2 separate regions of the Homo sapiens genome follow, and region 2 is linked to region 1. Evidence: read pairs that join two places in POLR2A ChIA-PET (ENCODE). Cell type or tissue: PC-9. All regions are shown on one strand. Links, peaks and the distances in the headings refer to the core of each region. The heading gives the core; the rest is flanking DNA. Region 1 has its middle 21 kb from the start of BCORL1. Region 2 overlaps ELF4 (E74 like ETS transcription factor 4).

The links. ChIA-PET counts read pairs that join two places held together with the same protein. Peaks named below come from ENCODE experiments on the same cell type or tissue, not always from the same donor. Only the 100,000 strongest peaks of a DNase experiment are listed, where the experiment ranks them.
Region 2: POLR2A ChIA-PET joins it to region 1 with 6 read pairs; 3 of 35 experiments call an interaction of 5 or more read pairs at or near these places.

Annotation. Positions count from the first base shown.
Region 1 is chrX:129,960,175-129,963,079 of GRCh38, forward strand. No RefSeq gene overlaps it. Among named protein-coding and RNA genes, the nearest start is that of BCORL1, 21 kb to the right of the region's middle. In PC-9, for the core only: no CTCF peak of the experiment used is centred there; a DNase peak (open chromatin) is centred at 1,257; H3K4me3 peaks cover 1,053 bases.
Region 2 is chrX:130,087,734-130,090,638 of GRCh38, forward strand. The region is part of intron 1 of ELF4 (E74 like ETS transcription factor 4); the gene reads right to left. Among named protein-coding and RNA genes, the nearest start is that of ELF4, 21 kb to the right of the region's middle. In PC-9, for the core only: no CTCF peak of the experiment used is centred there; no DNase peak of the experiment used is centred there.

The sequences.
Region 1 (2,905 bases), core at 200-2,699:
ACCTTTACCACACCTCATAAGGCAAGTATTAGTAGCTTCACTTTAGACACCAGGAGGCTGAAGCTCAGAGAAGATAAGCAAGCTGCCCAAGGTCACACAGTTGATGCATTGGGGTAGAGCAGGTCTACAATCTTCATCTTTGACTACAAAGCACACTCTTTGTCCACTCTGCCACCCTAATGCCCAGTTGATATCCAGCTCCCCAAAAGGAGGGGGCTGTCATTCTGCTTCTTTTTTCTTTTAAAAATTATTATTTTCTGGCCAGGCACAGTGGCTTATGCCTGTAATCCCGGCACTTTGGGAGGCCGAGGCGGATGGATCACTTGAGGTCAGGAGTTCGAGATCAGCCTGGCCAACATGGTGCAACTCCGTCTCTACAAAAATACAAAAATTAGCCAGGCGTGGTGGCGCAGGCCTGTAGTCCCAGCTACTCGGGAGGCTGAGGCAGGAGAATCGCTTGAGGAGGCGGAGGTTGCAGTTAGCCAAGATTGTACCACTGCACTCCAGCCTGGGCAACAGAGAGAGACTCCGTCTCAAAAAAAAAAAAAAAAGTAAAATTATTATTTTCATTTTAGAGACAGGGTCTTGCTATGCTGCCCAGGCTGGAGGGCAGTGACTATTAACAGGTGCAATCATAGCACAGTGCAGCCTCGAACTTGTTTTTCTGCTTCTTTTATACCTCCAGAGCACCTGATATAGGACTGGCTCTGTACATGCTGGGCATTCCCAGGCCAGGGTAACCAGACAGACCCATGATACAACCTGCCAGCGAATCCCGGAAACTCCAGGACAGGAGACACTTGCAGGCTAATGGTGGTGTGCACCACCAGAGTCTTCGGCAGCTCACGGCCCTTCTATCTGCCTTAAGTTGCTGGGGCAGAGAGCAGTGCCAAGGCAGAGAGGAAGGAGAACATCCCTCCGTGTAGACCCCAGCTCTTCCCTCCCCCTCTCCTCTGGGGCTTCAGCGGGTCCGGAGCTCATGAATAAAGCTAATATTGGAACTAGTCGTATACTAGTTGGAGAGGGGCTGTTGTCTAGATCCTCCCTTGCAGGGACGGGTTGTGCCAATAGAATGCCCCGAGGCCCCAGCCCTCTCGTGATGGTTGGCTGGAACTAAGGCACCCCCCTCTCTCGCCCTTTTATGAGTCTCAGCTGATTTCCCTGGAGGGCGGCCCCACTAGCCAGCGCCCCCAACCCGCTACCGGACTCCCTCACTATACCTGGGCCCCGCCCCAACTGTCCTCAGGGGCGGGGCCAGCCCTAGGGCAAGCTGGGGCAGGAAGTGGTTGCAATTACACACACTCCCGCCCCGCACTGGCTGCCACTGCCAGAGTGACAATGCTAACTCGGCCGGCCCCAAACGTCAGGGCAAGGGCTAAGAAGAGGACTCAACCAGAGAAGCTCCTGGGCTGGAACGAAGCTCTTTTCCTGAGAGAAGGGAGTTTCCGAGGTTAGGCTTGGTTGGAAGCCTCAGCGGATTGTTGGTCACATCCAGAGATGAAGGGAGGGGGTCGTGGGTCTCCTTCCCCACCCAGACATGGCAGTCACTCACACCGTCATCTCTTTTTAACCTGGCCACTAGCTGACAGCAGCTTTTCCTAGCTGCTTGGGCCCCCTGCTCGCAACTGCCAAGACAGACAGCTCTGATCCCTCCTACCAGGGGAAGATGGGCTTTGATTCTCTACTACTGCAAACAACCACAGCACAGTGGTTTCTATATCCCCTACTCCTCCTTCGTTTCTTAGGCATTCCCATCTGGGGCGGCTCTGGGCCAGGTGGAGAGCGTGACTGGTATGGCCACAGCTATGGGCTGAGAACCATGTAGAGAGAGGGATGGATGGGGGAATTCGAGAATGTTTGGGTGGGATGACTTCAGAACTCTCTGGGTTGGGCTTTCACTGAAAGCATCATTAGCTCAAAAAATTGGGGCTACATTAGAGGAATGGAGGTAGAAGGGGGCAGTGAAGAAACTGGACAAATGAAAGAAGATACTTTAGGCTGGGCATGGTGGCTCACGCCTGTAATCCCAGCACTTTGGGAGGCCGAGCCAGGTGGATCACCTGAGGTCAGGAGTTCAAGACCAGCCTGGCCAACATGATGAAACCCTGTCTCTAGTAAATAAAAAAAATTAGCCGGGAGTAGTGGAGTGCACCTGTAATCCCAGCTACTTGGGAGGCTGAGGCAGGAGAATCTCTTGAACCTGGGAGGTGGAGGTTGCAGTGAGCCAAGATTATGCCATTGCACTCCAGCCTGGGCAACAAGAGCGAAACTCTGTCTCAAAAAAAAAAAAACAAAAAAACAAAAACTTGAGTATGTGAGGGAATGGGGATGGATGAGTGAAGTAGGTTTCTTAAAAGGCCTAGAAACCCAGTGGATACAGTGGGGGGGCTCTTTTTTTTTTCTTTTTCTTTTGAGACGGAGTCTCGCTCTGTTGCCCAGGCTGGAGTGCCGTGGGGTGATCTCAGCTCACTGCAAATTTTTGTTTTTTTGGGTTTTTTTTGAGATGGAGTTTCGCTCTTGTCACCCAGGCTGGAGTGCAATGGCATGATCTCGGCTCACTGTAACCTCTGCTTCCTGGGTTCAAGTGATTCTCCTGCCTCAGCCTCTCGAGTAGCTGGGATTACAGGTACCACCACACCAGGCTAATTTTTGTATTTTTAGTAGAGACAGGGTTTCACCATGTTGGCCAGGCTGGTCTTGAACTCCTGACCCCAAGTGATCCTCCCACCTCAGCCTCCCGAAGTGCTGGGATTAGAGGCGTGAGCCACTGTGCCTGGCCCAAATTTTAGTATTTTTATTAGAGACAGGATTTCATCATGTTGGCCAAGCTGGTCTTGAACTCCTGACCTAAAGTGATCTGTCCGCCTTGGCCTCTCAAAATGCTGGGATTACAGGCGTGAGCCAC
Region 2 (2,905 bases), core at 268-2,767, 130 kb after region 1:
CTGGGATTACAGGCGTGAGCCACCGCGCCTGGCCAGTGTGTTTTCCAATTCCCTGGTCTGATTCGTTACTCTGGGGCTGTGGTAGTTCATTAAACATTTAGCATGTCTTTACCTAGATATAGAGGAAGAAAGGGAAATGGAGGTGGCGGGATGAAATGAAGGCTGAGGGGACAAAAGCAACAAATATAAAATGTATGGTAGAGAGAAGAAACCAGTTTGATTAGAGGGAGAGAGGAACATTGCTTGGGAAGCTGGATAAGTGGATCCCTGGAACTGTGGAATGAGAACTTAATATGGAAAGCGACTGTGAGTTACTGTAGATTCTTGAGCAAGGGAGGGGCATAACAAGCAGCCCTTTAGGAAGGGCAGTTTGGTCTGGGTATAAGAGTGGGTCTGAGGCAGGAGAATCACTTGAACTCAGGAGGCGGAGGTTGCAGTGAGCTGAGATCGCGCCACTGCACTCCAGCCTGGGCGACAAGAGTGAACACTCCATCTCAAAAAAATAAATAAATAAATAAAATAAGAGTGGGTCTGTGAGTGGAGGAGATGGAGGGAGACCAGGTAGGGTAGCTGGAACCAGGAGGTGAATCCCAGAGCCACCCCAAAGTAAAGAAATTGATGGACTATGGGGAGATACAGTAGCTGTAGAGACCCCAAGATGTGCAGGGTGTTCTCGCTAAGAATGTTAAAAGATATTGCCGGGTGCGGTGGCTCATGCCTATAATCCCAGCACTTTGGGAGGCCAAGGAGGGTGGATCACCTGAGGTCAAGAGTTTGAGATCAGCCTGGCCAACACAGCAAAAGCCCGTCTCTACTATAAATACAAAAATTAGCCGGAGTGTGGCGGCGTGCACCTGTAATCCCAGCTATTCGGGAGACTGAGGCAAGAGAATCGCTTGAACCTGGGAGGGGGAGGTTGCAGTAAGCTGAGATCGCGCCACTGCACTCCAGCCTGGGTGACAGAGCGAGACTCCATCTCAAAAAAACAAACACTGACTAGAGACTAATTAAATTCATTAGTGGGTTTTTTAGAAGCTGGGATAATCTATGTTGGTACCCACAGGATATTAAGTCAGATAACTTTTATTGAAGGGACAGTGTTCTTTGTCAAGGTCCCTGCCAGCCCAGTGTGTGTCCTAGAAACTAACGTGAAGCCTCCTTGCTCAGATCTGGAACTTTCCTGGGCAGCAGGGGCCATGGTGTGGTTGCTGCCTGCTTGGCACTGGCTGCCCCTCCCAAATGCGCCCTTCTGCCACTGGCCAATCCCCAGGCCAGCAAAAGCAAAGGACAGTACTTCAGGCACAAGAGCAGTACTCCAGCATCCCTTTCACAGAAGGGAGGGGTGCCAGAAAGGATGAGGTGGGAAGACAGCCTACCAGGGCCTGGCCAGACAGGGAGGGCAGCCTCGGCTCCAGAAGTCATCGAGAGCTCCTGGGGTTCCTCCTTCTCTCTCACCGGCACGATTAAAACCTCTCCTCAAGTTAGAAGGCCAGGTGCGGTGGTACACACCTGTAATCCCAGCACTTTGGGAGGCCGAGGCAGGTGGATTGCTTGAGCTCAGGAGTTCGAGACCAGCCTGGGCAACATGGCAAAACCCTGTCTCTACTAAAAAAAAAAATACAAAAATTAGCCAGACGTGGTGGCACACGCCTGTAGTCCCAGCTACTCAGGAGGCTGAGGTGGGAGGATCGCTTGAGCCTGGGAGGTGGGGGCCCCAGTGAGCTGAGATCGCACCACTGCACTTCAGCCAGGGCAACAAGAGTGAGACCTCAGCTCAAAAAAAAAAAAAAAAAAAAAAAAAAAACACCTCTCCTTGAGTCAGAGTCCCAGGATATCAAAGTTATAAGAGACCTGAAAGATCATTGCATCCATCCCTCTTATCATCCAACTTCTGCTACCATAGGAGAGGAAGTGACTTGCTCAAGGTGACACAGCTAGTTGCACTGTGACTCCCAAGTGACTCTTCTTCCTTGCCTCCTTCCTTGCTCATTGTCTCCTGGCATCCTCAAAAAAGCAACCCTTTCCTCTGGCAAGAACACACAGCAGTCAAAGATTCAGGGCTGGCCAATAACAATGAAGCCACGGCTGGGCGTGGTGGCTCATGCTTGTTATCCCAGCACTCTGGGAGGCCAAGGCGGGCAGGTCACTTGAGGTCAGGAGTTCGAGATCAGCCTGGCCAACATGGTGAAACTCTGTCTCTACTAAAAAATACAAAAAAATTGTCTGGACGTGGTGACTCATGCCTGTAATCCCAGCACTTTGGGAGGCCGAGGCAAGCAGATCACCTGAGGTCAGGAGTTCAAGACCAGCCTGGCCAACATGGTGAAACCCCATCTCTACTAAAAATACAAAAATTAGGGCCAGGCGTGGTGGCTCACGTCTGTAATCCTAGCACTTTGGGAGGCCGAGGCAGGCGGATGATGAGGTCAGGAGTTCAAGACCAGCCTGGCCAATATGGTGAAGCCTTGTCTATAATAAAAAATACAAAAATTAGCCAGGTGTGGTGGCGCCCTCCTGTAGTCCCAGCTACTCAGGAGGCTGAAGCAGGAGAATTGCTTGAACCCGGGAGATGGAGGTTGCAGTGAGCCAAGATCACGCCACTGCACTCCAGCCTGGGCGACAGAGCAAGACTCTGTCTCAAAAAAAAAAAAGAAGAAGAAGAAGAAGAAGCCACACACATGCAGGGCACATTGAACCTTCACAGTGCCTTCCCCACCTCCACAGTGCCTTCCCCACCTCCACCTCCGTGCCTGTGTTCACACTGTCCCCCAGGCCTGACAGGCCCTTCTTCAACTTCTGCAAGCCCAATGCCCACAAGTCCTTCAAGATCTGAAGCAAATGTCACCTTCTTTTCAAAGCCTTCCCTGCTTCCTCCCCACCTGGCACACTCTCTCCTCCTCCTCAT